Regions from separate parts of the Homo sapiens genome. Here regions 1, 2, 3, 4 and 5 are each linked to region 6. Evidence: read pairs that join two places in POLR2A ChIA-PET (ENCODE). Cell type or tissue: HepG2. All regions are shown on one strand.

Region 1 (5,000 bases), 58 kb before region 6:
ACAGCCTGTCTGCCTTATTCCCTACCGAGGGATTCTGGGAGCAAGGGCTAGGAATGTCCTAAGAGGCTCTTGCCTCTGACCTCCCCCTGACCTGCACCTGGTGGCCTGACAACCCAGGTGACAGCATAGCTGGAATGCATACACCGCCCACAGCTGGTCCCCAGCACGCCCTGGCCCCAGCCCCCGCGGCAAGCCTCCCCCTCCCACCCCTCACATATATGCCAATGCAGATCTCCATAAACACCTGCCTCTGGGGTTTGCCCCTGAATAGGATGCTGGCCTAGGCACATCAACCTGCAGCCCTCAGGGAGGGAGGATGCTGCCCAGGACCCAGTAGGCCCATCGCATACAAGAGCACCACTCCAGCAGAGTGCATCTGAGTGTGCATGTGAACAGTTGCCAAGCTTGTGCCAGGCTCCGGGGACACAGAGTGGAAATGAGCACTAGACCTCCTCAAATCAGGGCTCAGGCTTGGCTTGGAGGTCTCCTTTACTTTTCAATATCCGGGAAGCTAAGTTCCCTGGCCTGTCCATTTTTAGTGGTGTGAGATTCCCTGCAGACTTAGCATCTTCCATTTCGGCATTTCAGAGACAGGCAGACAATTGGATTCTAAGGCCAGCTCCTCACGTGTTGGCATGTGTATGGCCAACTCTTGGAAGTGAACAGAGTTCTAGATAAAATTGTATTCTCACTCCAAACTGGACAACTGAGTGTTAGACTAAGGTTGGGACACAAGAATGACACAATTACCCACAATCAGATTGTGTGCTGAGCCTTGTAAAGATGGCCAGAGGGGAGGAGAATACCAATTTTGGGGGCTGTTTATGGGGGCGAGACAGTGGGGGAAGCAGTAGCCAATCTGTATTTTGTCCTCTTTCCATTTTAATTACCACCTCCCCCAATCAGCAAAGTTTACCAATTAAAGGCCAATCTCTCTTGATTTCTGTGCTTTAAAGGACATTTCGATTCACCCAGGCAGACAATTAAATCCCCCTCTTGCCTCTCCCTTCCCAGAGCTCAGGAACAAATGCATCCCTATCTCTTCCCAGCATCGAGCAGTGGGAAGGAGTTGATCTCAGGTGCTCACCTGCAGTTATCAGAATGCCAGACTCATTTAGGGAGCTCAACTCTGGAAGCTGAGGCGATCCTTTCATTGATTGTGGCAAGCGCGGTTTAGATTTTGCCCTTGCTCAGTAAACAACTAAAAGTAACTGCATGATTTCTCCCTTGCATTCCACAATCTCTCTCCTCCTTCCCTGCCTCCTCTCTCTCACACACCACATGACACACACACACACACACACACACACACACACACACACCCCTTCCCTACCTCAGGCTCAGGCCTCTGGGCTCTTGGTCATCATGAAAGAACAGGCAGATCACTATCCCTGTATGACACCCTTAGCTAAGCGCCTCCCCACTCCCAGCTGCTGGACGTTTTGCAGGGGTTGGGGTGGGTTCTGTGACTTCTTCCTAGGACTCATGACTCTCCCAAGGTGCACACCCTCCCAAGTTCCCAAGCCCCCAACCATACCACATCTGGAAGTCCCCACCTGTCTAGAATGCTTTCCAGAGACTTTCCCGACCATTCCTCCCTTGCCTCCCTTCCCCCACCCCAGCCCTTCTCCCTGTTTCCTGCTGCAGCTCAGACCCAGTTCAATGAAGTTGAGGGTGGAGGACAGATTCTGTCTGAGGTGCAGCAGCTCTGCTTCTGGCTGAGGTAGCCATGTCTCAATACAGATCTGTTTTGGGGATGAAAGCAAATTAAAATGGCAAACTCACTCAGTGACGATCAAACTTCTAAGATCCTTAACAAGATCTCCATTTACTCCTCAATTACTAATAGAAAAAGGGAAAGATGTACTCTATTGTCCAACATTTGCATTCTCTGAATAGACTGTGTGTTACAATTAGCCCCCTTCATTAGCTCCATCTCTAAGAATGGGTTTGCTGTGAAGCAATTGTGAGGAGCGCGCGTACTCTGCCATCTATTTGTGTAAAATAAAGTAGGCATAATGGCCAGTCTTCCAAAACAATAGAAAACCTTAGTACAAATCCTAACAATTATAATTTAAAATTTAATAATTCTTTTTTTAAAAGCCAAATGGTGAAGAACAGTTTTCTTGCAGACATTGGACAGTCGGCCTGCCACGAGTGTGTTTTTTAAAAAAATTAAGCGACTTTCTCTTTCAAAGTCTGTTGTCTTTCAAATGGAATTTTTTCTTGTTTGCCTAAATGCCTTTCACGTGATAAAAGATATTTTTCAAATTAGATCACCTCAATTTAAAATACAGTTACCTATTATCAGCCAGCCTGGAGCATAAAGCATTTTAAGAAGTCTCACAGATCTATTTTATTTTTTAGGATTTAGAATTTTCACGGATTCTTTTCATTTTTAAGGATTTTTAAAATAAAACAAACATTGTAGTTTGTAAATTCTTAAGATTTGAGATAGAAATATTGCTCACAGTATTGAATATTCCACATTAGTCAATAGCAAGCAGATAAATATATATTTCTAAATGAAGGGTAGCTCTGGAAATTAGACAGCCATTTTATTACATAAGGTATTCTTGGACAAACCAAAAAAGTGTGTCCTCACTTTTTCCAGCACAGTTTCGTAAATGGAGTATAAAATGTATTTGGAGTTTTAATAAATTTATTAGGTGCCAAACATTTCTTTGCACAATGTCTGTCTAGTTTGTGTCCTGAGGGCAAAACAATGTGTGATATGCTTGCATTACAGTTTTGTGGTAGCTGCTCACAGGCAGGTCACACCATCCTACTTTCATTGTCATTGGCAGTGCTATTTTGTTGAATATCAGTTTTGATATGACTAACGCTTATTTCTCAATTTCACCTTGCATTTTCTTCTAATTTTTATGTTTGATAAAATAGCTCAATAGTGGTAATTAAACCTCTCCTTATAAAGGTATAGCTATATATTTCTCAATGCTTGTCTTTCTAGCAATGAAATCCACATTAAAAACATTTCTGGGAGAAGATAATTTCTTTGTTATTTTTGGATTGTTTAAAACTATTAATACAATATAGAAAAATAATGCCGGGTAAAAATAGGATTGATTCTATATCAAATAGGAATTTGTTTCCTTTACTGCCTTCCTTTTTGCAATGTCTGTGCAGGTCTTCCCACACCTTGGCTAGTTCAGTAGATATATTCAGTTTAGATATATTTTAGTTCGTCACCTCTGAAGCTCAGACAAATTTCCAGGCCAAGTTTTGAAAAATAATTTAGGAGAAACTTGCAGATATTTTGAGGACGCGGCGTGTAACCTCCCATGGCACCGAGACAAGCGACATTCTGTTTGGTGCAAGTGGCGAAAAACACGACCTAACCGTGTTTACATGTGTATTCAGCCATGAAATTGAGTATTATCAACGTTGAAAAAATGCAAATCAAATTAAAACAAGAGAAAATTGTCTTTGGAATTACAGCGGCCTGGAGCCCCCAAGTGTTTGCTTAAATTGAATCATTTAGAAAAGAAAAAACATCTAAACTGCCCCTTCACTATTCTCTTCCGCCCCCACCCCAGGCACGAACCTTGTCCTTTAATTCTACCATGAAATGTATCAAAGTTGAGGCACAAATAACTCTACCTAGGACAAATCACGTTGCAATATATATATATGTGCATATAAAAATTAAATGCCTCCCTCTATCTAGGTGTTCACAGAGTCGGACCTGCTTCCGAAATAAAGCAGCACTCCCTTTCCTCATTCCTGGGTGAGGCCCTAGCCGCTGGCTGGCGGGCTGGCTCGGGCTCCCCGCGAGTGGCCCGGGGACCTGCAGAGCAGCCTTCCTTGGGCTCAGGCTGCGAGAGCCGGAGCGGGTGCTCGGGCTCCGGGAAGGCGGCGTGTGCCCGGGTACCCGGGGCCAGGCAGCCGGGGCCGATCGGGCGCGCCGAGGTCGTCAGAGCAGCCGGCCGAGCCCCCAGTCCCCGCGGGTCCGTGGGGCTGTCCCGGTTTGGCGAGCTCCGGCTGCCGAGATGCGCCAAACGCGGAACCCGGGTTGGCCCTCCGGGGGGTTCTTCTCGTCCCCTCCCAACGCTCACTTCGCTGACATAGGACTTCCAAGGGTCTTAGTGGAGAAGGCCACGAAAGGAAAATGCCTGCTAAATGTCACTGGGGGTCGGGGGAGAGATCGAAAAGAGCACGAGGCAGAGGGACGGTCATTCTTGCTTTTCCCCCACAAATTCTAGAAAGCGCAGGGAACCGACCCTAGGCAGCCAGTTCACACCGGACCCGACCTATCCCACCCCAGTCGCCATGGGCTCTGTCAGCTGTATTCCTCTCCCGCCCTCCCCATCGCTCTCCCGTCTCCGGTAACACTGGCGAGTCCAGGGTTTCTCCTGCAGGTGCCAAGGTCGGCCCCGTCCGGATGAGCCCGCTGGGCACCGCGCAGAGGAGGGCCGGGCGAACAGGCAGACGGCCTTGGGTCAAGACTGGGAGCGCGACCCCGCTGCGGTGGGAGCGGGACCCAGGCAGCCACGCCCACCAGTCTTAATGGGGGACAACAGAGGGGGCTAGAATGGGGGGCGGGATGCTGGTGACACCAGTGGTGGCTAGGATGTGCTGGCACGGCCCTGGAGACACTTTTATCTCATTTAGTGACCTCAGGATTTTCGTTTCGCTCCCCCAGCCTGCACTTTCTCCTCTTCGAACACTCGTCCACCCTGCTCCAGCCCGAGCTGCACCTTCTCCGACCCGGTATCTCAAAAGGAGCTCGAACTCCTTTTCCTCTGGGGAGGAGAAAGAATGGGTGGCCTCCGCGTCACTCTGTTTCCCTTCCTCCTCCTCAGTCCTGATAGAATCGAAGGGCTGCCCTTGTTCCAGAAACATAATAACTGCATTCCAGCTGACTCCGATGGGGGCGGGGGGCGGAGTAGTGGAAGCCCATTTTTATTTGAAACCTGTCCCTATATTTTCCTTCCCAGGAATCCCTGGATAAAGACCAGCTCAACCATCGCTGAGAAAAC
Region 2 (5,000 bases), 100 kb after region 6:
CCTTGTCTCGTGCTGTCTCTCCTCTCCAGTGGCTGTGCTTCCTCCTCTTCCCTTTGGCCACCTCTGAGCACATTAAGCTTGCAGGATTGTGATGGGATTTAAAGGCATTTCAGCTACTCATGTGCACAGCGCTCTTCTCCTCATTCTACCTGGAGAACAACACTAAGAAGGTACAGTCAGTGAGAGCTTTCAGAGGAGAACAAGTCTGGATGAGAATCCTCTCGAACTGGGCATCAGAATAGGTTTCTCCTCCTCACTCATCTCTCTGTGACACACAGCCCTCGAAAGGCATGCCATCCCACAGACATTTTTCCTGGAAAAAGAGACAGAACGTAATCAGGAAATGTGAAAATAAAAGAAGAAACGATGGGTTAGAGAAGATCCAGGCTATTCTCACGGAGCAAATATCTGGGGGCAAAGGTGAGAGAGGCTGGGAGCAAACCCGAGGCCCTCAGACGCCTGCTAGCTCACGGGGAAGCGGAAGGGGCAGAGCCCTACAGAGCCGACTTTGAAACAGGCAAACTGGAGACCAGAGCTGGGACTGTATAATATGAACTGGGTCTTCAAGGATGGGTTAGCAGTGTCTGACACTGTATATGGGGGGAAAAGAAACTTCTAGACTGAAGAAACCCTTCAACATATGCCTAGGGCTGGGGAAATAATGATGCAGTCCCAGAAAGAAAAAGTAGATCCTGTGCTTTCAAAGCGAATTAGGCAAGATACAGGAAAGGACCAAGCCAGGGAGGATGAGGAGTGCCTGGGTGAGAAGACTGCAGCAGGAGAAGTTTCAGTGGAAAGGGATGTGGTCAGATCCGTGCTCTTGGGTGATGTTTGTAAATGAATCTGATGAGAAGGGAGATGAAGCCATGAAATCATTAGAAGTTCATTAGAATAATTGGATGTAGGAGACAGCAAAGATAATAATAATAATAAAAGAGGATTTAAAATTATGATTCAAAGTCTGAATGTATTGGGGTGTGGCAAAAACTCCTCTCCCAGAAATTTAGAGCATAAAAACAATACCTTTAGAATGAATAAATAATAGTATAGTAGCACAAAGTGATAGTATACCGCAATGAAAAAAGAGTGAGCTATAAGCACAAAAATATGGTTGAATCTTGCAAAGATAAAAGTTGAGAAAAAGAAGCCAGTCACAGAAGAGTCAATATGATGTGATTCCAATTATTTAGAGTCCAAAAATGAATCATGCTGCTGGCTAGATGGTTGGGATCTTGGGGAGGGTAAAGTCGTTGGCTGGAAGGGAAATAGCCGGTGGTTTCCAAGGGGCTGGTGGTGTTCGTCTCGATTTGGGTGCTGGTTACAGGATGTGCTTGGCTTGTGAAAAATCACTGGGTGGTACATTTATGATATGTTCACTTTTCTTTCTGCCTGTTAAACTTGGATAGAAGTTTTTACAAAATGGCACATCTTGCTTTGGAGATCTTAGTTTAAGGAGGCGGATTGACTGACAGGTGATCTTTAAATGTCCAGCCCTTGAATCTAAGTACAAACGGGGGTAAACAAGGCCATGTTTCTTGGATTCCAGGAAATTAGGAACTATGATTCAGCAAATTAGAGCATTGCATCATGTAGTGAAACCCAACATCTCCTGGCCGTAGTCCTCCCACCTCTCAGCCAGACTTGGACGCTAGCTTAGCAGCCACAGGCCTGGAAACGGTCACCACAACCAACTCATTGTCTCATTAATTTCAAGGATGTAGAAGAATAAAAAGTGATAAGGGCAAGGGTGGGAGGCTCTCTGTTAGCAGCTTCAGAATAAAACCAGTGGAGCTCAGTTCCTGCCAAGAACTCGGGAGAAATCCATCATTCCTCTTGCTGGCCTGTGGTGAGCACCACTGTGGTGATAAGCAGAGAAGCCTGTAATGATTAACCGAACATGTACATACAATGGTCACCCCCACACACAGACTTCTTATCATCCAGGAGCCCAGCACTTTAATACTGAGTCATACCAATGTTCGGAGAAGGAAGTTTGCCGCCACTAACACACTTCAAAATTTGGATTCAGAGTTAATTCCTGTAGTTCAGTATAACCCTTCCCAACTGCTTCCTACCTAGAGGAAAAAGAAGTAATTGAATTAAAAAAAAAGTCCCAAATTATTCCCTGGGTGGATTCCTAAGAAGCATTTCATAATGAGAAGTTTCCATAAATGCATTTAATAGATTCTTTGCAGACTATTAACCCCTTGAAAAGGAAGAAGGAACAAAGAATGAAGGTAGTGTTAGAATAAGGCAAGTACCCAGAAAAATAATGTGATCTACATTCAGAAAAATCTCCTTACATTATCCACATTACTTCAATAGTACATATAAGATTCCTATAAAATTGTGGCTTATAAGCAATACTTTCAACTTCCCGTCAGAGCTGGTTTAAGCAGCAACATAGTTTTTAAAAATATTTTTTGGAAACTCTGATACAGAATGCATTACATTTTTTATATAGAATTCAGTATTATTCAGAGCTATTTTCCTGATATGAACAAACTTGAGATCTCTCCCCCTTCCTCCCTACTTTACATTTCCGTCGTTCATTCCTTCAGCAAATGTCGCTGAGCACCTTCTGTGTGCCAGGCCCTGTTTAGATTATTGGGGACATAGAGGGCAGTAAGTTAGGCCTCATCCAAGCCCACTGGACCTGACATTCTTGTTGCTGTGGCCTGGTGCAGTCTCATTCCCTCTGGTGCTGACTTTTGTAAATTCCTCCCAACTTTCCCCACCTCTAGTCTGTCAGCTTCCATCCCTTCCACAACTCTGGTTATTAGAGTACTATCCTTAAAGATCAAATCTGACCATTTCACACCATCCTTCTTGCTTCCTTTCTGTCTTCCATTCCATATAACAAAACAATACAAACATGCAAATTATTCCCCACCAAACAAAAGCAAAAGGAAACGAAACCTTTAATGGGATAAAAGGAAAGTTCATAGGATAAGAAAGGAATTCAGAGTCCTTTGAAATCACATTCCAGATCTTTTTCCCAAGGTCCTGCATGTCTTTCTTGGTGTCTTCTGTAGGCCCTTTGATGCCTCTCTATGTCAAAACGGTTTCCCTATTTTGCCTTTATTTAAGTGTGTCTTTTGCCAGGAATGTCCTCTCCCTCCATTTCTGTCTATACAAAGTTCCCCATGTTTTACAAGCCAAATTCAAATGCTTCCTCCTTCATGAGACCTGTAGATACTGGTATCCTGTTGGTACCTCTTGCCAAATCCATGTTCATGTTGATAGTTTGAATTCATCTGTGATGAGAGTATCCAAGCCGTGAAAACTGGCAAATGCTGAAAATCAGAGCTTGATTTATTGTTTCGTTGTTTGTCTAGACTTAAGAAAGTGGTGGAGAAAATGTTAATATAGCAGGTTAAACTTAAAAATGTGCTGCGTTTATAGCCATTATATTATGAAAACACATAAAGCATACTTCAGGAAATATTTTTTGAGTATTTGAAAACTGTTCTCCAATTCAACAAAGAAGCCATTCATTCCACTGATGAACAACTAAAGTCCCAATATATGTCCTCATTGTTTCACTTTCATTTTACTACTTAACATCAACAAAAACATCAACTAACATTCATGTTGGAGTTGCATTTGCTCATCATTGAGGTGAGGGGCTTCTTTGCAGAATCTGAGAGTGATCAAGAATTGATTTGTAGGCTGAGCATGATGGGTCACACCTGTAATCCCGGCACTTTGGGAGGCCAAGGCAGGCGCATCACTTGAGGTCAGGAATTCGAGACCAGCCTGGCCAACATAGTAAAACCCCGTCTCTACTAAAAATACAAAAATCAGCCGGGTGTGGTGGTGCCCACCCGTAGTCTCAGCTACTGGGGAGGCTGAGGTGAGAGGATCACTTGAGGTTGCAGTGAGGTGGAGGCGGAGGTTGCAGTGAGCTGAGATTGCACCACTGCAATCCAGCCTGGGCAACAGAGCGAGACTCCATCTCAAAAAAAAAAAAAAAAAAAAAAGAATTGATTTGTAGTTGGCTATGAGGGCAAAAGTTCAGCAAAATCAACAAAAGAATTCTGTTAAAATCAATTAGCTATATGGAATTTATAATTAATAATATTTTAAAAAAATATTTAATTGACAAAAATGTATATTCAAAGTATACTATGAGATGACGTGATATACATATACATTGCATAATGATTACCACAGTCAAATTAACTAGCACGTCCACTACTACTCGTTACTATTTGTGTGTGTGTGTGTGTATGTGTGTTAATCCTTAAAATCTGCTCTCGTAAAATTCCAAGTTATCAATACATTCTCCAATTATGCATTAGATCTATAGAACTTCTTCATCTTATGACTGAAACCTTGTGCCCTTTGACCAAAGTCTCCCTATGTCTCTCACTTCCCAGCCTTTAATCACCACTACTCTGTTTCTATGAGTCAGACTTTTTTAGATGCCATGTATTAGTGAGATTATGCTGTATTTGCCTTTCTGTGTCTGGCTTATTTCACTAGGCATAATGTCCTCCAGGTTCATCCATTTTGTCACAAATGGCAAGAATTCTGTCTTTTTAAGGGCTAAATAGTATTCCATTGTATTCTACATTTTCTTTATTCATTGATCTCTTGTCAGTGGACACTTAGATTGTTTCCATGTCTTGCTTATTGTGAATGATGCTGGAATAAACATGAGGGTGCAGATAATTCTTCAAGATTCTGATTTTGTTTCCCTTGGATATATTACCCAAAAAGGAATTGCTGGATCATATGATAATTCTAGTTTTAAATTTTTGAGGAATCTCCATACAGTTTTTCATACTGCAGCACCAGTCTGCATTCCAACCAACCACAAAGGCTCTCTTTTCTTCACACTCTCGCCAACACTTGTTATTTCTTGTCTTTTTGATAATAGCCATCCTGAGGTGTGAAGTGATAACTCATTATGGTTTTGATTGTCACTTCCCTGATGATTAATGATGTTGCTCACCTTTTCATGCACTTGGCCATTTATATGTCTTCTTTGGAAA
Region 3 (5,000 bases), 110 kb after region 6:
GCAAATTGCGTGGCCTTCCAAGAGAGCAGGACACATTGTAACCATGGGGACTCCAGACCGTTAATAACATTCTATATTAAAGAACAGATAGTCTGTAGTCCCAGCACTTTGGAAGGCCAAGGCTGGCAGATCACCTGAGCTCAGGAGTTCGAGACCAGCCTGGCCAACATGATGAAACCCTGTCTCTACTAAAATACAAAAATTAGCCAGGTGTGGTGATGGGCACCTGTAATCCCAGGTACTCAGGAGGCTGAGGCAGGAGAATCGCTTGAACCCAGGAGGCAGAGTTTGCAGTGAGCCAAGATCGTGTTACTGCCCTCCAGCCTGGGTAACAGAGGGAGACTGTCTCAAACAAAACAAAACAAAACAAAACGAAACAAAGAATAGGCAGGCCTATGTACCAGATCACAGTCCATACAACACATTAGTTCACATAAGTGCAACTAATACATTCTATTCTATAATAGCACAGCTTGTTATCACATAAAATTACCAGCTTCCTCATAGTATTGTATGCTTCTTATGTTGACTAAATAGATAGAATGAATATTCCCCCATGTGGCAACCTCTATTGAGTCTTCTTTTCTCTGAAACTTTTAAAAAATACATACTTTCTACCAAATTCCACCTAGCATGAGATTGGACACTACCTCAAACTTTTCTCAAATGACTTCATGAGTAATATTCATTTGGTACCTGTAGTAGGATTTATGTATTCTAAGCTAAGAGTTGATACTAAACAAATATTTGAGATTGGTTGCAATAAATCTAAAGAAAAAAACAGCAAATTTCAGTTGGGATGCAACTTGAAATTATCCCAAATATATAAAAGTTTTTGTGATGAATTTATTGTTACATATAATATATTCTCAATATTCACTTACTGAGGTTGATTAACTTTATGCCGTTTTAAGCATTGGGAAACAAACTTAAACAAATTGCCACAGTCAAAAGTCAAATCAGAGTACCAGTGATGTTATGTTTTAAAGCCTTCAGTGTAAGTAATGAATTGCCCAATACATCATGGATGATTTTAAGATATTCCTTGTTTGAGTAAGAGACCAGAAATCACGTTTGCCAAAAGAACACTCTTTTCCCAAGAATGCAGCAAGGCTCCCCATCCCCAGGAACAAACATCACTTTTTTCTTGATGTTGCCCTTAAAATATGAGGCTGAAGTTCAGAGTTAAGCACATCCTGGAATTAGGAACTCTCACCAGCACCAGGTGCAGGGAAGTAGGCAACTTTGCCACTGGCTTATTTTTTTAAGGAGACTGTGCCTGTACTCTCTGAGCAAAGTGGCAATATCTGCAGCTGCCTGCCTGCCACCAGACAGCCAGTCCGATGTGAATTATTTAACAGAAGGTATTGCAACCTCCACTCACAACAGAGGAGGCTTCAAGATTTGTGGGTGACACCCTGACAGGCTGCAGGATCAAAGCCAGGATTTTAGAGAAGAGGTGCAGTTGAGCAGTGCCCGCTGGCCAAGGAGCCGTCATGACCTAGGGGCAGAGGAAGAATGCCAATCCATGCTGCGAGGGTGGCACATTCCAAGGACTAAACCAGAAGAAGTAAGGCCAAGTGCTGGCAAGAGGGAGCCACAAACCAGAATGATTACGTTTTTAAAGCACTGCTTCCTGGTTCAGACATAAAATTATATTTAAATGTCCTGCCTCTTTGCAATCAAAAGAAGCTAACTGAAAGAAACACGCACTTCAAGGCTGTAAATCTGAAACTTCCTAATCCCCGAAAGTCCACACTAGACTTCTTGCCTCCATGGAAACAACAAAGCATTCAGCCAACTGATTGGCCTCCAATGAATTTTAGATAAGACAGCTTGGAAGGGAATGGATGTGATTTTAATGCAGAAGAAAGCGCTGGAAGGGAGGTCCACTTGGTTCATATTTGAATAAAGCAAACAAGGCAGACGAAAGGCTGACAGCTGTAAATGACATTGTCAGTACAAAAATTATCAGCCAGTTTACAATCTGTTTGCTTATGTTGAACAAACAGACTGTGTGTGGCATCCTTCGGCCTGGTGAATGGCAGAAATACTTGCGGGCTTCAGAAAAGCTATCTGCTCTCCTGCAGCCCGGCCACAATTAGATCGCCATTTGACAGCCACACTGAAAAGGAAACTGTGTTCTCTGCCTTCCCCCACACTCCCTTGCCTCTTTGCTTTCTCTTTTCCTTTCTTTCTTTTTCTTGGTCTTCTTCTTCATAAGACAAGCACTGAAGTTGGGTAGAGACACTCGTCCTGTTGTATCAATGGCGTGAATTACGTTAGTTCTGTTTCTGGATCAAGTCGTTTACTGATGTGTCTGACATTCCAAGTGGGAGATCTTCAGTAACCTAGCAAGGCTCAGCGCCAACAGTCTTCATTTTTTATTCCTTACAGGAAGCAGAATCCAGGAGCTCCTGAAAGAATGCCACTTTTTTCTTCTTTGTGCAGCCTGTCTCGCAGACCGTTTGCTTTGAACTTGCTAGCATTGCATTTGGTGCCGAAACAAAACACAAGCAGGGCTGTGGAGCTCTATTTCCCCTGAGCAAGACCCCGATAGCACAACTTTCAGGAGGGAATAAAACCTAGTGGGCGCTACCGCTCCCGGGGAGCTATGCTGAGTGTTTAACCCAGCCCCCAACCTGAAAGGAATGAGTTGTGTGGTCCCATTGCTTAATCCCCTCTGTGTTCTGCAAACTCAGAACACAGAAATAGCTCCTTTTGTTCAAAAAGAATGGAAAGCAAACACAGGTACTAATTTTATCCCTCACGTTCTCAGAGGCTGCCTCTTGTTTAACTGCATCAGAGAGATTTAAGCTGCTGGGAGTGGCTTTTTTCACCGGGCCCGAGGCTGTTTGGGCACTGGGAGCTTTTTACCTAACAGATTCCAGCTCACCTTGGAGTAAGCGAGTGACACACCTCCTTGCCCTGGGCGACAAGTCACCTCTGTAGAGCGCACACACTGGAAAACAGAATAACCTCATAGGAAGACAACAGTCTACAAAATCTAGAGTTCTGATTTTCATCTTCTACCTTGTGTATTGTCATTATTTATTGTGTCTTATTCTTGCTAGAGTTAGCAAATGTATTCATTTGAGGAGAGGATCAAGTCTTTCTGTTACGCCTTCCTTTCTTTTCTCCTTCTTTAATATAAAGAATCTATTTAGAGGTACTTGGTTTATTTGACCGGAAAAAAAATGATGATAGGTGAGTATGGTGTGTTCGTCACAGATAAAGGGTACATCACAGGCACACACAAAGCCGGAAGCCCGTGGTAATTACTGGTAAGCAGCGAAGCATCAAAACACCTCTTGTATGAAAGTTCATCCAATTACCACTAACCTAGAGAGGAGAGTTATGTTGCACTGTGCTTTTCATTTTAATCTAAATGGCTGTTTCTTTTTCTCTGATATGGCCATCGGTCATAAAGAGTTGACCATCATCAAAACTGTTTGATTTGGAAGTCTGTAGTGTTTGGCTAAGAGGGCAAATGCAAATTTGATGAAAGAATAAGGATAAATTTACATATCAGCCTCAGCTCACATGGAGAGAGTAAACATTCTGTTTATCTCAAGTGTCACTTTATGATTTCAGGAGAATATAAAACTGACCTTGGCCCAGTCATTGCAAAAGGCCTAAATGAAATATACGGTTGTCTAAATACAATTTACTCAAGTAGAACTTGTCAGCAAACCCTGCGGAACTCAGCAAACAGGACTGGAGAGCGCAGCGAAAGAATTTTGTTCTGATAAACTCCAAAATGAAATTCTGGAGCAAGGAGTAGGTGAATAAGAAAGGTTAAGAAAAAAAATCCTACCTCATGAATTTTATGGTAATTAGCGTGAATTAAAACATCCTATTTAGCTGTAGTTTTAGGCTTTAGTTATCTAAAAATTAGAAAATAAAAACAAACAGAAAATTTTAAACGCCAATGTTAAAACTGTAATGTATAGTATTCTTTTACCAAACCTTTGTTTTATCATTTGGGGACAAGAGTAAGATCATCATTTGTTTGGTTTCTAGAAACTAATTGATTCCAAGAACTTTAACACTCCATAGGTAGTTTACACTGCAAGAGGATAATTCCTTTTGGCTGTTTAAATCAACCACGTTTGCATTTTCCACAACATTTTTAATTAGTTTTTTCTCAGGCTAAGTCAGCATTCATCACTGGGTGAACGAACATCAGACTTTGTTCATAATGGAGGCTTTTGAGTGTGCAGAAAAATATTCCAAGACAATTGCAGGCATCTGAACTCATATTTCACCCCCACTTTCTTGTACCCAAAAGTTCAATGTGGAAAATGAAAGCATAAAATGAGATTCTTTTATGGAGAAAAGTTGATGGCATAAATAGAGTAAGGGGGTGAGGGAGTATATACATATTTTTAATTTGAGCTATTCTAGAAACTTTGCCCACAGTAGAGCAAATAATAATAATAATAATATTCTGAATGAAATAAAAGGTGAAGAAAATTTGGCAGAAATGAATAGTTTTAATTACAAAAATAAAGAATATTCTTGTAGGACCTGTTTATGCATTTACCTTTATAGCCCACAAAATATTTTTTAAGTAAATAATTATCTATTTATATTCACATAGAATAATACAAAGCTTTAACGAAGACCGCAGAAGAACTTCATATCTGAGTACCATTTGCAATCGATTTACAAATAATGCCAGCATCCTTAGCGACTTCTTCAGGCAAGGTTATACTGGGGGTTTTTGAGGCTAAGCAGGTAAGAGTGCTAACATAAATGAGAAGAAAGTACCTCATTGTTACCAAAACTGTAGCCAGGCTTTCCACGTGGGGTTTGAAAAGAGATTGACATGTTGCCCTCACTGGAAGGAGAGTAAAATCAAGTTTGTGTGGGGTGGGAGGAGAGGTTGTATGTATCTGAGGAAGTCAGGCTGTTGAAATGCTTTTCCTCAGTGTCCTGTGTTCACATACAGGTGAACTGGGAGTACCGCACACAGCATGGCTTCCAGCCTGAAGTGA
Region 4 (5,000 bases), 50 kb before region 6:
CTTCTTACTGTACATTTTTCTTCCTCTAGGAAATGGCATCAAGATGGTTCAACTAAGACATGATCACTAAAAACATTATAATAATACCTTTTTGAAAAACTCAGTTTCTCCTGTTTACTAAATATTTATTTCATCAACATGGGCTGCGTTCCACTGTGTCAGGATTCTGCATGTGGGTGGAGCACTGTTCCAGCCTGAGAAGATGGTTCTGAGGCCACTTAGCAAGACATTTTCCAGCATGAGCAGGTTTCTCTGTGGAAATAGTGACACCTGTTCTGGTGTGTTGTCTTTCCTCAGGGAACTTAAGGGGTACAAAGCTCCTGAAAATGTTCTTTATGCTGGTTGAAGCTCTTATGTCGCTGTACTGATTCCCTACGATGCAGATTTGAATCACAGAGTAATTAAAATATGGATCAAATAAGGCTGGGGCTCACCAAGGCTGAAAGCTGTAGCCATTCAAGGCATCATTTCTGTCATGAAAATATAGGACCTTTTCAAAACATGCCTTCAGGAAGGTGTTCTCTTTTCAAACAAAAGTCTAATGACTGCATAACTCTTCTTGACCACATCTTACACTTTCTCTAGACTTGCTTATTTACAGCTACTGGAACAAAAAGATGAAATGAATAAAGCACACTGATTGTCCTAAGAGTCTTCTGTGACTAAAAGCACATGAGCTTCTCCCCAGGCTGAGCTTTGACCCTCCCAAGCATTTCCCCAAAGGCCATGACACTGCATCAGATTGCTCCTGGACACTTTCCTCAGAGTTTTCAACAAATATAAACTGAGGAGTGGAGCACAGCACCAGATTTGCTAATCAAGAGGCAATGGTCCCAGTCCAAATGGGTGCTGTGTGTGAATACAGAGCCCAGGAGAAGGGAAGGAGGTCTGTGAACATCAGGAATTGCAAAATCTTGCTGAACCAATAGACCAACAGCCATTAACATTTGTCAATGCAAAGATCCTAAAATATACAAGTGTGGAGTTGTCCTGCCCTAAGAGCTGAAGCTGTGACAATCACGCTGCCATGGTAGATATTTAAGCTCCCCTGAGGTTACTGAATCTAACAATGAATAAACAATGAAGAGTAGCTAATTTTTGGAAATCTCTTTCTATGACCGGAAAATATTCACAAACTCAGAGTGATTGTTTGGGGTGAAAGATGGTCCCATGCCTTGTGGGCCTCTCTTTGCTATCTATACAACGTTGGAAATGAACCCCTCCCTTACAGGAAAGTGAACAGCAACCAAGGTGAGCCCACCCTGGGAGGGCAGAGTGGGTGTACTTTCCTCGAAGAGCCCTGAACACAACAGGGCACACAAACAGCCACAGCACCCTCAACAATGCCCCACCATCTGCCCACCAGGGCACACAGATTCACGCAGATTCAGTGACACATTCCAAAAAAAGGGAATTAAGGAGGACCCATGGCATGGCTAATGGGGAGAGAGCTTTACTACTTTTAGCACCATTGCTAATTATTGGAGCAAAGAAAGGCATACAAGGAATGGAACCCAACCTGTTTAAAGTAATAAATGTCAACCCTAAAGTGCATGGAACCATCTCTCCTTCCCTTTTGAGGACTGTGTGCTTCACAAGCTGGGCGTTTGCTGCATGGGGTTTTCTAATGTAATGTGAATTTTCAATGTGCTTTGTCTCTGTAGAGTGGCTTTAAAAAGCCCTTGAAGTCCTCAGCTTTAAATCCATGCTAATAGGGGAAGTCTTTTTTTTTTTTTTTTGGAGGTGAGGAGCTTTGGTTGGGAGAAACATTGACCCAGACTGCACTCTGGGTAAACTAGGGCAAAAGACCTGATATCGTCTGCAGGGTACTTATTAACCACTGTTCATTTGCAGGATCAATATTTCCAGCAAAGGAGTCCACACTCAAGATACACTGCTACGTCTCACTTTTTCCTTGACACAACAATTTATTTTATAAATGCATCTGCTGGAGAAGAAAAGGCAGTACCAAGGATTGTGTCTTTTATCTCCAGGATATGCAAAGCGCATTTATTTTCAGCTTTTATCTCTGGAATTGTATGTTGATCCCATACATATAGATTGATTTTGTTCAGGTAGATAATGAAAAGTCAAGTGGAAAATTACACAATGGCATTCACGATCCTAGTCTTATATCAGTATATAAATTGGTTTATTATTTCATTCTATTAAAGAGGCTTTTTTTTGGTACCAGGAAAACTTCAAAATGCATTGTGTTGTCAGCCTCACTGAATTTTCTTTTGGAGGAGGAGGTAGGGAGGGGAAGCCAAAGCCCCGATTTCTCCTGCTCCTTTTGCTAATTGTATTGGCTAAATGAGCTTTCACAGAGGGGGGTCCTGGCTGCTTTTTGCTCTCCCCCAGACCACTTGTAGGTTGCACACAGGGCTTCTATAACTCTTTCTGAGTCAGGACAAAGATATCCGCCGTGCACACCCTGTGACATAGGTGGATATTTATTTCATCCCGGGCAATTCTAAATTTTGTCATGATGACTGAAAGAGGCAATCCCCTCCTGAGCATTAAGAGGCCAGGGGTGAGAGGGTGGCAGCATAGAAAAGCCACCACCCAGAGACAGCTTGGAGCCATGATCCTGGAGGAAATGTTATTAATAAACATCTTTTGGACATTTGGTAGCCCGTGGAGCTTGCTCCAGCTTAAAGCAATTAATTCAGGACACTGACATAAACTCTCCAGATCTTTGACAGCTTGGAGCCGAAATAAAAATGCTAGTTCTCCGGGGAAGAGAAGAGGATGGCTAGCCCTTTTCTGGACTGTTTGCTTATAGGCCCAGAGAGCAACCTTCCTTGCAGAATGAAATGCAAGGGCACAAACAATGTACCAGGGAGAGAATAGAAGATGGGAATGAACAGTTTGAACTATTTGCTCAGCAGAAGGGCACCACAATGCTGGGGTAGTGGTTTTCCCATGCGTCCACTGTCCCTTCTTTGGGATCTTTTGTTGTCCCCTGTCTCCTTTGGCCAGATAAAAGCACAGCTGCAGCATTGCAGATAACAAGTAGGCCGTACTTATCCCCCTAAATCTCGGGGTGCCTTTACTGTAACAAGTTATGCTCGGCTCTCTTTTATTTTACAAGAGGATGGTGAGGGAGAGAATGGAAGAACAGAGGGGGCGGACGTATAAGACATTTGACACTGCCTATGTCTGATTTCTCTTTCTTTCTTTCTTTCTTTCTTTCTTTCTTTCTTTCTTTCTTTCCTTTCTTTCTTTCTTGCAAGCTGTGATCGGATGCAATCTTTGTGGGACATTTAAATGGAAGGGTTCATTGATGTGTATTGCTTGCCAAGCCAAAATGTTGCCTTTGGGGAAAAGGGAGAGAGGTGTTCATGGAGTGCAGGGAAAGGAGGTTTTGGGGCAGAGATTTTGACTTAAAATAACCAGACTTCTTCTGGCTGCTGAAAAGAGGCAAAAGTTTTAAATTGTCAAGTTTAAAACTATGTTCAGTTATGATTTGCCACTTCTGAATATTATTTTGGATTTCCCCTTTCATGCTTATTTTGTTCAGAATCCTAATGAATAGAGGTTGCTGGACTCAGGGTAAAAGCAGGATGAACTGGAGATGGGACATACAAGGTACTTTTGGAATTGCCATAGATTACACCTATAATCAGAGTAAATGTCATCAACAAATAATCAAAATATTTTTTACATTTGCTCTTCTAAAATCAGAGCCTATTTTAAATATAAAAGAAAGTAGATGTGATAATAATATAAACTACAGTCACATTAAGTTGATATTAAATTCAAAATCTAACATAGATTTGCACTGTTGGGTGTGTGTTCCGAATCAGTGGGTTTTCCCACTGATGTTGATTTCGGGAGCCAGGCTTCAATGTTTAATTCTATTGTAATGTGGTTATTTAGCCTGAATGGTTTTATAAGGTGGAAAGGCAAAAAATTTAATTCCGAAGAAAACTAGTGTTTTACTATGACTGTGGTAAACATTTCCAAAGCCCACCTGTGGGAAATACAAAGTTTTAATGCTGTGTGTTTTTTTGTTTTTGTATTTTGTCTCATCGACAAAACTGGCAGAAAAAAACGCTTTCGTATATTTTTCCTGCTGGGTGGTCAGAAGGAAAGGCCGTGAAGCTAAAGGTCTCCCACTGAGACGCTGTTCTGCAAGGAGCCGACCTCACGTGCCGCCGCCGCCAGAGAAGAGAGCACCTGTTCATCTCGGCTCACTGTGAGGCTGAGCTCAGCGCTGGCAGGCGAGGGGCCGCAAGCATCCCCCACAGCCACCGAGAGGGCATCCCTGCAGGGAAATCATATCCGACATGCCTGTGCCCACAGCAGACTTAAGACTGCCTCTAAAATGTCCATGAAGCCATTGTCCAGTAGAGCTGTTAGTTTTAACACCAGTGAGTATTACCTTTGGTTAAAAGGATGCATGTGTATAGGTGTATGTGTGTGCGTGTGTGTTTGTGTTTTTGGACTTGTGTGGAGAATGAAGAAAGGGTTCCATTTAGGCATTTGCAAATATTCGATGGCATCATGAAAAGACAAAAAAATCCTATAAAATATATCATATTTTGCTATGATTTTGTGTGTACATGTAATAAAATTATTAAGTATAAATTGTTCTGTATTTCTTTGCAAGCATAAATTCTAAAATTTTGTATTTAGTACAGAATAATTCGTATCACATAATAAGGGAAAAATACATTTTTTTTTCCTGATTAAGTGCTTAGACTAAATGTATCTGGTTTTTTGGGGAACTGAGGCCAAGATGGAAATTGTAGTCTGCCTGGGTGAACGTAATTCCTTTCTCTAATTCTTGACATAGAGAAAAACTTGCCCAGGGAAATTTTTCCATTATGGCATTTTAGCATTAATCTGAAAATCATGGGGAATCACTGTGGATAACTCAGGGGAATAAGTGGAACTCTTCTTCCATTAAAAGAATTTCCTGACTTTGAGGCTATGCATTTCCACAACATGGGAAATGGGTTTTTATTTCCAATTTCTGCAAAGAGTACACATGC
Region 5 (5,000 bases), 59 kb after region 6:
GTCAAGGAGTCAGATGGATACGCCCCCTGTTCCCTGGCCTTTTCCAAGCATACCCCACCTCCCCGTGCCCTGTCCTAAGCCAAAGGAATAGAGATGTGGATTCATTTCTTCATACACAAAGACCAGGAATAAAGTGGCTAAAATTAAATGATTTTCTTTCTACCCTGAGAAGAAAGTCACAACCCTCTCTCTGTTGCTCAAACTAAGGAAAAATACAGTGTGGTCTTTAGGAGTTCAATTCAAGTGAAAGGAAACACCCATGCAAATACACATTCACACACATGCAGAGAAAGCCTGTATGTTACACCATCTCTTACTTCCTTTACAACAAATTATCAACCAAAAAAACAAGAGCCTTGTGTCAATCACATTACTAGAAATCCACCCCGATAAATATGTCTTGGGCCACACATTTTTCTCAGGGTAACCGACTGGGTTTTCATGAAGGATTTGTTGAACTGCATAGTGTGTACGAATGATTGCCCCAAAGCTCCAAATATTTATGGCCAGGGCCAGCAGCAGGCGACAACATCTAACGCTGCACTTGGCAGTCTGGCCCCCATTATTCTTGACAATGGGTGGATGGAAGGGAGAACTGTTGAACTGTTTACTACTTCAAGACATTTTAAAAGGTAATGAGTGTACAAACAGCATGGGAAAAAGAGCCCTCTGTAAGGTGGCTTAGAGTCAGGATAGAAAATTCAAACAATATTAGCCTCAAAAAGTCAACATTAGACACCCTTCTACTAAGGACCTACAAACAAACAGAGTTACTCTGTACACACACTCACACATGCAATTCCACGCCACTGTGGCTTTCACCTTCTCAAGCCCTGGGTTCATACGTGCATTTGCACAGGACTTGGAAGTTTTCGGAACGGAGGGGTTTTGTCTCCTGAGAGCTTTCAGCATTAGGACTCGTGCACCTGGCTTGTCCAAGGCAGGTGAGGGCAGGGAGAAACCGAAATTCAGGCCAAGACTGGGATGTGTTTGGCCCTAAGACCAAGCCACACTCCTGTGTGTGGACCAGGAGAGGCTGTTGGGTTTTCCATGACATCACAGTTCATCGAGACAAAGTGCTACACAACAAACACCTCTTGTGCACAGACACCCTCATCCTACAGAATTAAAAGACAGAAGTAACTCTTTTGAAAAGTCAATCATTAATAATGGAAAGAAATCCACCATCTTGTCCTCTTCTTCACACAGACCTAGAGAAGGCAGGTACTTGCTTTCCATTCAAGCATTGAATATGACAAAGAAAATAAATTCTTTCTATTTTTTCTGTTTTGTGAGAGTTAGTCTCCCACTATTGAAAGATTGCCCTATTTCTGTTCAGCCAAATCTGTGCTTCTTATTCAAGGGGGACACTTGGTTACTCATACATCTATCTGGAAACAGGAGATTGATTTCAGAGGATACTTGGTTTTCCACTCCAACATCAGGAGTAATCTACACTCTGATAGGTCTTGTGTTTGCATGGCCTTCTAATTCTTTGCAAATAAAACCTGACAAGAGCTACACACAAGGAAAATTGCCAAAAAGATGTGCATGGGAAAGATTGTGCCTCCCCCCAACCTCTATTTCCTGAGTTTACCCCACATATCTTATAAAATCTAAAACAGTGTTACCTGTGCTTAAGGGTTTTCATAGTTTTGAAAAATGAAGTCGCTCTTTGTCATAACATCTCAAGAAGAAGTAAAACAAAAAACAGAAAGGATATTCTTCAAAAATACATTTTCCAAATTAAATTGATCACAGGTTTTTTCAGCCTGTTTTTTAAATGAAATTATGCAAAGAGGGAAAATTTAATATTGCAATCAATAGAGTCCCACCCTTTTATAATGCCAGGTCTTAGCTCCCATTGATTTTTTAGCTAGCTGCATAAACTTAGTTATGCACAATAAGAATTTCATGCTACAAAGAAGAGAAAATGACTTTTTCCTCTTGCAGTGAACAGTAAGAGCAGTAATTGTAATCTCACAAAATAGAAGTTTTATTCTCAGCCTTTAGAAACTATAGAAGGGGAAGGCAGTACATCTTCAGACGATTTTCACAGATACATATGTGTGTGTGTGTATGTGTGTGTGTGTATATAAAGCAGAGACAATTTGTAAAATTTGGAGAAAAAATATAGTGTCTTAGTTTTGACAATGACAATGTGGTATGATCAAGTTTGCTGCAAGGAGGTGTTTCAAAGATTATTTTTATTATGACACACATTTCCCCAGAAAATTCTCTCTAGCAAAAGGCATCTCTAAAAAAGAAATCCTCCTAATTGTGGTTGGCTTAACGCCTCTCCAGAGTAGGTCAATAGCACACCCAGCGCAGGTGGCCCACCGGCCGCTCCCCGCCTGGCGTCTGATAAAGCTAGTCTCTTCCCTGGATCAAGGTATTAAGGTTCGGGTTATTTGTATTGATTTTATGTGCCACTATGCTGCGCTAGCCATGCTCATATCTGTGGTTCACAAATTCCTCTTTAAAATGTCACCGCCATTTCATTTCCTCTGCATCAATACTGCAGCCAGAGGGGCTGCTTGTTAACCTCCGGGGCTGTAGTCTTATCAGATGCACTAGGACACTGCATATTCCCAAAGTTTTCACAGACATCAACAATGCAGGGGGTGGGTGGGGATGAGACTCTTCACAGAAAAAAAAAGGGAAAAAGAGAAAAAAAACAGAAAACTTTTAACTATTTTTCTTTTGATGTTCAGAAGGATTTTCCCTCTTGCCCAGGAAACCCTTGGAAATGGATCCGCCCTCTAGCGGTTAACAAGGGAGCTGAGGAATAATGGGATTTGACATCATTGGAAAGCACAGCCACACCCAAAAACAGGTGTGTGCACAAGAATTTCTGAACACAGATTTTACCAGCTACACCCACACCCTCAATTCTACTTGAAATTAATCTTAAAGAAATTTTGAATTTGCTGATAATTTGAGATCAGTAAAGATTTTCCCTGAAAGTTCTAAGGTAAGTCTTTCTCAGTGAAATAGGTAAACTAGCCATCTAATAATTGTAAAGATACTTTTCCTCCTCAGCATAGAGTAAAACTAGCCTTAACTGAAATCCAGATGGAAATCTACACACAGGCACAGTCATGACTCTATTTATCAGTCTACGGTGATCCTTTAACAAACATGCAGCGGGGTAAAAATAAAACACATGTTTTCCCTTATTTCTCTGTAAGCGCTTACTTAAGGTTTTATTATATTTGGCCATGGGACATTCAGTAAACTTACTGATGATATCAAAGAATGATTTTACAAACAGTAAAAGTTACACTATTGACACCTCCAAATTCTGGAGTATTTACATTGTGTTAGGTGCACACTTGCTCAGGGAGATTAACAAACATTACTAGAAAGGCTGTGGCCAAATCCACCCTAGTTGTTTATAAAACCTTTACAACTCATCAGCTTCCACTAACACACTGGCACTGTTCAATTACCATCAGTGTTAGAGAGCCTTAGCAAAACATCTAGTGCCCATGTAAATAGACAAATCTGAAAACTAGCTGGTCTGTTGGCTTACATACTGTAGGTAATGTTTTCTTTTGCTCAAATTTGTTCTGGAAACTAATCACGCTCTGATAAAGCCATCTGCAAATATGAGAAAGATTGACACCCACATGTCAAAGTTTACACAGCCTGACCAAGTGTACATATAGTGCAGATGATGTGAGGGCTCCGCTGTACAGAGCTTCTCCGGGGCCATGTTGGAATGGAGCTCTGGTTGAGAATGCAGGTACCACTATCTACATTAAAGCAAAACTTGCCAGTTTCCTTGCCAAGCTAAAACTCTTCCAAAAGGATGGGTGCTTTTCTCCATGTTCATCATGGAGTTTTAACTTCATTCGCCCAGCATTACTAGTCTAGGGCGATGGAATGATTATCGCTTAGCGAATTCCAAACCCAATCGCTTTTCTACAAGTCACTAAAGCTTTAATTTGTCTAGAAAATGATAGTAACTTATTGTTCATATGCTAGAAAGGATAGCATAAATATCAATAGGAGTAATGATATGAAATGGCATTTGTCTAGAAAGTCACAAGTTAACTTTTTACTGTGCATGGCCTAATTTGCAGGAAATGCTTTATACATAGATTTGTCCACCCATGCTCAAAGAAAACCCAGAATAAAAACCTGAATATAAAGCAGATGGATTACCAAACATGACTGAACACAGCGAGGAATTCATCTTCATTTTACTTTGGCAATAAACGTTTCTGATTTAGAGGTACCTGGAACAATTCTCTTTTTCCTGGTTGTTGTCCATGTTTCCCAGAAATATACCCAGTGGATCTATTGCCTGATCCTGATCCCCCCTCTTTGGTAACACAATGAAAACCAACATCAACAACTATGTGGAAGGGTTTGTTTGTTGTGAACTTATTTTGACTCCTGATGCTCATTCCTTTCTAAGAGCTCTGAAGTCATATGATTGAAATTTTATTCTTGAATTTTCTTAGGGATCAACTACAAATTTTCTCATCATTTCCAGAATGTAGCCTAATAATTCTTTGAACGATATGGCAACATTTGCTTCTTCCTAGCCTTCTGACAATTCTCATGATTGGTTTCTCTTTTTACTTATCAAGTAAAACCCTAAGATTTCATCTGCCAGATCTTTCCATTTCCATTGTAAAGTTGGACAATTTCTTAGCCCTTCACCAATTCTGGATTTTTGAATCTCTCCTTCAAATTTCCAATTTAAAAATCACTCTTCTTGATAGATTATTAAATCTATATCCAGTAATGGGTTTGTCACTTCTTTGTTTGTCTTTATCTAAATGTAGCAAAATAAACCCATCTGGTGGTTCTTAGATTTTAGTTTTTTGAAAGCATCTAACTAACACCTAGTCATTGGTTTCTTTGAAACTCTTTGATGGCGACATAGTTCTGTGTCTGTCTCTGTCCATCTTTTGTGTATTTTAAACAGCACAAAAGAAATCTCATTGTCCAGACACAATTGTTTAGATGCATTTATCTTTATAAAC
Region 6 (5,000 bases):
TTCAGGTATTGAAAAACTTTTAAGTATGTTTAGAACAATCTGCTCTTTCAATTGTAAATTGAAATCTAAATACAGATCAAGTGTATCCAATTTTAGTATTTGTATTGAAATGCACTGAAAGAGCTAAATCCACCCCAGGTTTCTAACACTCAATACAGAAAAATAATGTAAAGCATCTTGTTAATATTTTTATATTGATTATATGTTCAAATTGTTGTTTTGTATATATTGTCTTAAATAATATTATTAAAATTAATTTCACCTGTGCATTTTCACTTTTTAATATGGCTTCTAGAAAATATAAAATTATATATGTGGCTGGCATTATATTTCTTTTGGACAACACTGATCTAATAGATGTACATAACTTACACCCACAGAGAATATTCATTTTAATTCCCATGGAACAAAGAAAACTTTTGTAAATGCCAAGTAATCAATACATACACAATGTGTTGATTATAATGAAATAAAGTTAAAAAATCAGTAATGGCAATAAAACCACTTCGACCATCTCTTGGACACATAAAACATTATAATGTATGGTATATAACCATTGGGGTTTAGAGGAAATTTAAAAGATATTACAAAATACTTGGAACTGGATAAGAACAAAAGTGTCAAATGTCAAACTTTATGACCCATAACTCTCAAGTTGCACTTAAAGTTTTACATAATTTTGAATACACAAATAGCAAACAAGACACCGAAAGACCACATACCTAAGGACATAACTAAACATATTAGAAAAAGAAAAAGAAAAATGACAGAATAAAACCAAAGCAAAGAAAAAGATATAAAGTGAGTTTAAAAAAATCAATGAAATTGCCAAAAATCCCCATTAAAATGTGATTCTTTGAAAAATGAGATGGCAAAAGTGTCTGTGAAACTCTACACGCCAATACATTTAGACCCAGATGGACAACGGCTTAGGAAAAATAGCAGCCTTGGACTAGAGGAATCAAAGGAAAGCTGCCGACATGGAGTCACAAACAGCACTCTCTCTCCCAATAGAAGCTTCTAGACAGGTTCCAAACCCAAACTAGGAAACCCGTTCCAGGAGGTTCCTAAGTGAGTGAGTGATTTGGGAGCCAGAACACACAGGGAATCCAGGGGAAAGTAGTAAAATAAAATAAAACAAGAAGGGCCTTGGGTGAGCACACTGCACCATGGCCTGAGTAGTAGTATTATTTCAATTATTTGCACCTGAGGAGACGTACAGTTGCTTTCAATGTCCAGAATTTGCAGGTGAACCTCTCAGACCTTTGCTTTTCTCCTTTATGGGTTTCTTTTCCCTGGGACACATTGTCAGCCCTTAGCTGCTCACTAAAGCCTCCTGATTTGAGATCTATATGACAAATGCCTGATGCTAAGCAGAGATGCTGAGGCCTGGAGCCAGGAAGGCGAATTAGTTTCCTAGTTCTAAAGGTAGGGGTGTGTGGTGCATGCATGAGAGAGAGAGAGAGAGAGAAACAAGAGGGAGAGAGGGAGAGAGAGAGAGAAACAAGAGGGAGAGAAGGAGAGAGAGAGGGAAAGAGAGAGGGAGAGAGGGAGAGAGGCAGAGAGAGAGGGAGAGAGGGAGAGAGGCAGAGAGAGAGGGAGAGAGGGAGAGAGGGAGAGAGAGAGAGAAAAGAGAGAGAGAGGGAGAGAGGGAGAGTATATAAAAATTCTCTTGCTCTCTTTGCTTCTGTAGATGTAGTTAACAAGTCCACTTTTAGGGCTTAATCTGCTGGGCACACTTTCTTGATTTTATAGCTAGAAATGATCTAATTTAGGCAGAGGGGGCTGCCTGAAGTAAATACAGCACTGGTTCAATTAGGTGGGGATAGATATGCACTACCTTTAAAAGAAGATAAAGACATTTGAACTGTTGGAAATACTAAACCGATCAGCCATCACCCTTTCCTAACATACCCAGATAGTAGCTGCACCCCCTGCTTTGCTTTGGGACTATAGGCAGAGCCAAGGGGACTGTCCCCTCTGCATGACCCGCAGCTACTCTCCCTTTGTCTGCAAACAACCGAGAGGAGCGAGTTGGAGCCCAGAGCAGCAGAGACTCAGCCTAGCAGCTGACTGGGCCAGGTGCGTTTCCATTGGCTGCAGAGGCCCGGTTGAGCTCTATTTTCTTCTGTACATAAAGATAAGAAGCCAAGGGCCCCCTTCCGAAAGCAAACACGTTTAATTGGAACCACCGCCTCCCCATGATTCACCGGATGGAATTTACAATGGTGTTTACCTTTTTCCACAAAAGTAGCAAATGAATCAATCCCAATAGGAAATATAAATCTAGGAAATATAAATCCCCAGCAGATGCATTTCGAACCACACAGGAAAGGACTCACTGAGAAAGAAGGCCCCTGTAACTCTAGAGGGTTTTGCCCAGAAGTAAGAGTCAAGAGTGGTCCAGATTAGTTGAGGAGAAGCAACTTCACATATGAGCTTAAAACAAGTCCTTGCACGAGCCACCTTTTGCTTGGCCCCTCTTAGCAGTGGGAATTCAGACAAAACTTCAGGAATGCTTTGCTGGGCAGCTGTGGTGCATTCAAAGCAGAGAAACTGCCTTAATCTTTGCAAAACCAACAAAGATAAGCAATAGCTTTAGCTGGGCTGAAATTAGCCAATGCGCTGCTACACAATGCCCTGGTGACCATTATCCAGGCTCTGACCGCCGCACGGCACTGCGCAAGCATGCTGGCAATGTTTAACAAACCATCTGTCTTGTACCTGCTCCCACTCAACAGGGGCCTTTGTTTGAACCCTGGCCCCATCCAGCATGTCAGCTATCTATTCCCCAACAGGGGAAGCCCCTTCATCCCATTGTACAATTTTCATAACTCTTTTGATTCCAGTTTGTCCTACAGAATGACTTCTGCCAGAGAACATTTTGGAAAGGGAGATATGGATTCTGAATCTGTCCACTGATTAGTTTCTAGAGCACCATGTGTGTGAAACCTTACTTGCTTATGTGATTTCCCCCTCATTTGTCTTTTTTTAAGAGAATTTCAATATTCATTCAAATGTTGATTTTATTTTTTCCTTGGTTAGCTGTGTTTAAGTTAGAAACCTCTCTCTCTTGTTCTTTTCCTCTCAGATATATGTTTTATACTGCAGTAAGATATTTTCTGCATATGTCGGGTGCAGTGGCTCACAACTGTAATCTTAGCACTTTGGGAGGCTGAGGCAGAAGGATCGCTTGAGCCCAGAAGTTTGACAGGAGACCCTGGACTCTACAAAATATATACACACGTGCATGTACATACATACACACACACACACACACATATACACACATATACTCTGCCTAAATCGCACAGTACCTGGAATTTACTGATTATATTACATAGGTGTTAGACGAAACCATTTGAACTTAATGTTTTCATAGATTTATAACAAATATTGACGGTTCATTTCATATGGTCCAATATATGTATTTCCTTGTAAAACTGCCCACATTATTTTAGACTAGAGATTTGAGAAGATAACTGATCCAATACATGGTTTTTATTAAAAAAAAGAAAGTCTCCTTTGAGAATTTATTTATTTATTTATTTTGAGATGGAGTCTCCCTCTGTCGCCCAGGCTGGAGTGCAGTGGCGCGATCTCGGTTCACTGCAAGCTCCGCCTCCCAGGTTCACGCCACTCTCCTGCCTCGGCCTCCCGAGTATCTGGGACTACAGGCGCCCGCCACCATGCCCGGCTAATTTTTTGTATTTTTAGTAGAGACGGGGTTTCACCGTGTTAGCCAGGATGGTCTCGATTTCCTGACCTCGTGATCTGCCCGCCTCGGCCTCCCAAAGTGCTGGGATTACAGGCGTGAGCCACTGTGCCCAGCCGAGAATTTATTATTTCTCTTTTTCTTCTTCACCTTGCCTGGCTCTCAGCGATTCTCCCTCATGCTCAGGAGTAAAATGTCCCCATATTCTTTTTCTATATGTCACCATGCTAACGTAATTTCAATTACCTCAGATACACCTTCGCAATGGTGACCACAAGAATCCACTCAGCCTTGGAAGCTGTCCTTGAAACTCACCCTGAAATCCCTGCCTAGCAGACAGGAGACCTCAGGCTGGACTCCACTCACTATGTTATCTCGGCCTCCCCGGGACTCTTAGGACACGACTTTCTTAATCTTTCCAAGGGGCTAAGCTTAACCAAAAGGAAATACTGCATAAGATGTGTGAATACTTCAAGATCTGTGGAATATGAAGCTGAAAACAGCTCTGTGTTTAGAAATGGTTACCGTGCATGTGTCTGTTTCCCCGAACTAGCACCAGAGCCTCGGTTTGAGGGTCTGTATTTGATCCTTTTCTCCTTAGAAAAGAGAGACCTTGTTGAAGGAATGTTCTTTTTCCAGAGGAAATTTGGGAAACAAAACGGTCACCTTAAAAACAGCAGCACAAGAAAGTTTGTCCTTAAATTTAAATTTTCTTTCAAGCCAGGAATTAAAGCAAAGGTGGGAGTGGAAGAATCTCTTCAGATTGTAACTCTTGAAATTTCCAGGCTAAGGGAAGTCACTGTGGGAGCATTCGAGCAGATTGGTGGTCACCACTGGGGATTCTAGGAAAGACACGTTTCTTCATGTTTTTAATCTCATCCTTTAATTCCAATTTCGGTGTATGTTATATGTTTTGTAAGGTATTCTAACATTAAATACGTGTTATATGAATACAGTGTATGTTCATGAATATTTCCTTCAGTTTTATATTTGAGTTGTTTTGGCCTTTTGACTTGTGAATAATGCTGCTGTGAACAGCATGTGCATGTATTTGTTGGAGTCTCTGTTTTCAGTTCTTTAGGGCGTATACCTAGAAGTCTCTAGGTCATATGGTAATCCTATGTCAATTTTTTTGAGGTATTGCCAAGCCGTTCCCCACAACAGCTGCACCATTTTACTTTCCTACCAGCCATTGTAAAAGGGTTTCAGCTTCTCCGCATCCTTGTCAACACTTATATCCCTTAAAACAACAACAGCAATGAACTCACGGTCATCCTAGTGGATG

Evidence for each region. ChIA-PET counts read pairs that join two places held together with the same protein. Peaks named below come from ENCODE experiments on the same cell type or tissue, not always from the same donor. Only the 100,000 strongest peaks of a DNase experiment are listed, where the experiment ranks them.
Region 1: POLR2A ChIA-PET joins it to region 6 with 10 read pairs; 3 of 35 experiments call an interaction of 5 or more read pairs at or near these places.
Region 2: POLR2A ChIA-PET joins it to region 6 with 12 read pairs; 2 of 35 experiments call an interaction of 5 or more read pairs at or near these places.
Region 3: POLR2A ChIA-PET joins it to region 6 with 13 read pairs; 2 of 35 experiments call an interaction of 5 or more read pairs at or near these places.
Region 4: POLR2A ChIA-PET joins it to region 6 with 18 read pairs; 3 of 35 experiments call an interaction of 5 or more read pairs at or near these places.
Region 5: POLR2A ChIA-PET joins it to region 6 with 12 read pairs; 4 of 35 experiments call an interaction of 5 or more read pairs at or near these places.

What each region holds. Positions count from the first base shown.
Region 1 is chr20:22,567,844-22,572,843 of GRCh38, reverse strand. LINC00261 (long intergenic non-protein coding RNA 261) reads left to right here. Exons shown (of 4, transcript NR_001558.3): 2 at 4,959-5,000. Among named protein-coding and RNA genes, the nearest start is that of LINC00261, 8.3 kb to the left of the region's middle. RefSeq lists enhancers at 846-1,445, 3,356-4,173, 4,174-4,992. In HepG2, no CTCF peak of the experiment used is centred here; a DNase peak (open chromatin) is centred at 2,243.
Region 2 is chr20:22,408,614-22,413,613 of GRCh38, reverse strand. All of the region lies in intron 1 of LOC284788 (a long non-coding RNA gene), which reads left to right. Among named protein-coding and RNA genes, the nearest start is that of LINC01427, 130 kb to the right of the region's middle. RefSeq lists an enhancer at 873-2,072. In HepG2, no CTCF peak of the experiment used is centred here; DNase peaks (open chromatin) are centred at 1,603, 1,903 and 2,993; H3K4me3 peaks cover 868 bases.
Region 3 is chr20:22,401,066-22,406,065 of GRCh38, reverse strand. LOC284788 (a long non-coding RNA gene) reads left to right here. Exons shown (of 3, transcript NR_027090.1): 2 at 4,604-4,740; 3 at 4,955-5,000. Among named protein-coding and RNA genes, the nearest start is that of LINC01427, 120 kb to the right of the region's middle. RefSeq lists a silencer at 1-155 and enhancers at 2,165-2,274, 904-4,191. In HepG2, a CTCF peak has its summit at 2,582; DNase peaks (open chromatin) are centred at 2,015 and 2,695; H3K4me3 peaks cover 2,033 bases; H3K27me3 peaks cover 261 bases.
Region 4 is chr20:22,560,146-22,565,145 of GRCh38, reverse strand. LINC00261 (long intergenic non-protein coding RNA 261) reads left to right here. Exons shown (of 4, transcript NR_001558.3): 4 at 30-4,593. Among named protein-coding and RNA genes, the nearest start is that of LINC00261, 16 kb to the left of the region's middle. RefSeq lists enhancers at 858-1,383, 1,384-1,911. In HepG2, no CTCF peak of the experiment used is centred here; no DNase peak of the experiment used is centred here.
Region 5 is chr20:22,451,225-22,456,224 of GRCh38, reverse strand. LOC105372562 (a long non-coding RNA gene) reads left to right here. Exons shown (of 4, transcript XR_937337.3): 3 at 2,737-2,974. Among named protein-coding and RNA genes, the nearest start is that of LINC00261, 120 kb to the left of the region's middle. RefSeq lists an enhancer at 1-222. In HepG2, a CTCF peak has its summit at 2,763 (motif pointing left); DNase peaks (open chromatin) are centred at 2,764 and 3,624; H3K27me3 peaks cover 2,019 bases.
Region 6 is chr20:22,509,766-22,514,765 of GRCh38, reverse strand. It overlaps LOC105372564 (a long non-coding RNA gene), which reads left to right. Exons shown (of 3, transcript XR_937341.3): 3 at 3,967-4,666. Among named protein-coding and RNA genes, the nearest start is that of LINC00261, 66 kb to the left of the region's middle. RefSeq lists an enhancer at 1,520-2,021. In HepG2, no CTCF peak of the experiment used is centred here; DNase peaks (open chromatin) are centred at 975, 2,095, 2,655 and 4,006; H3K4me3 peaks cover 881 bases.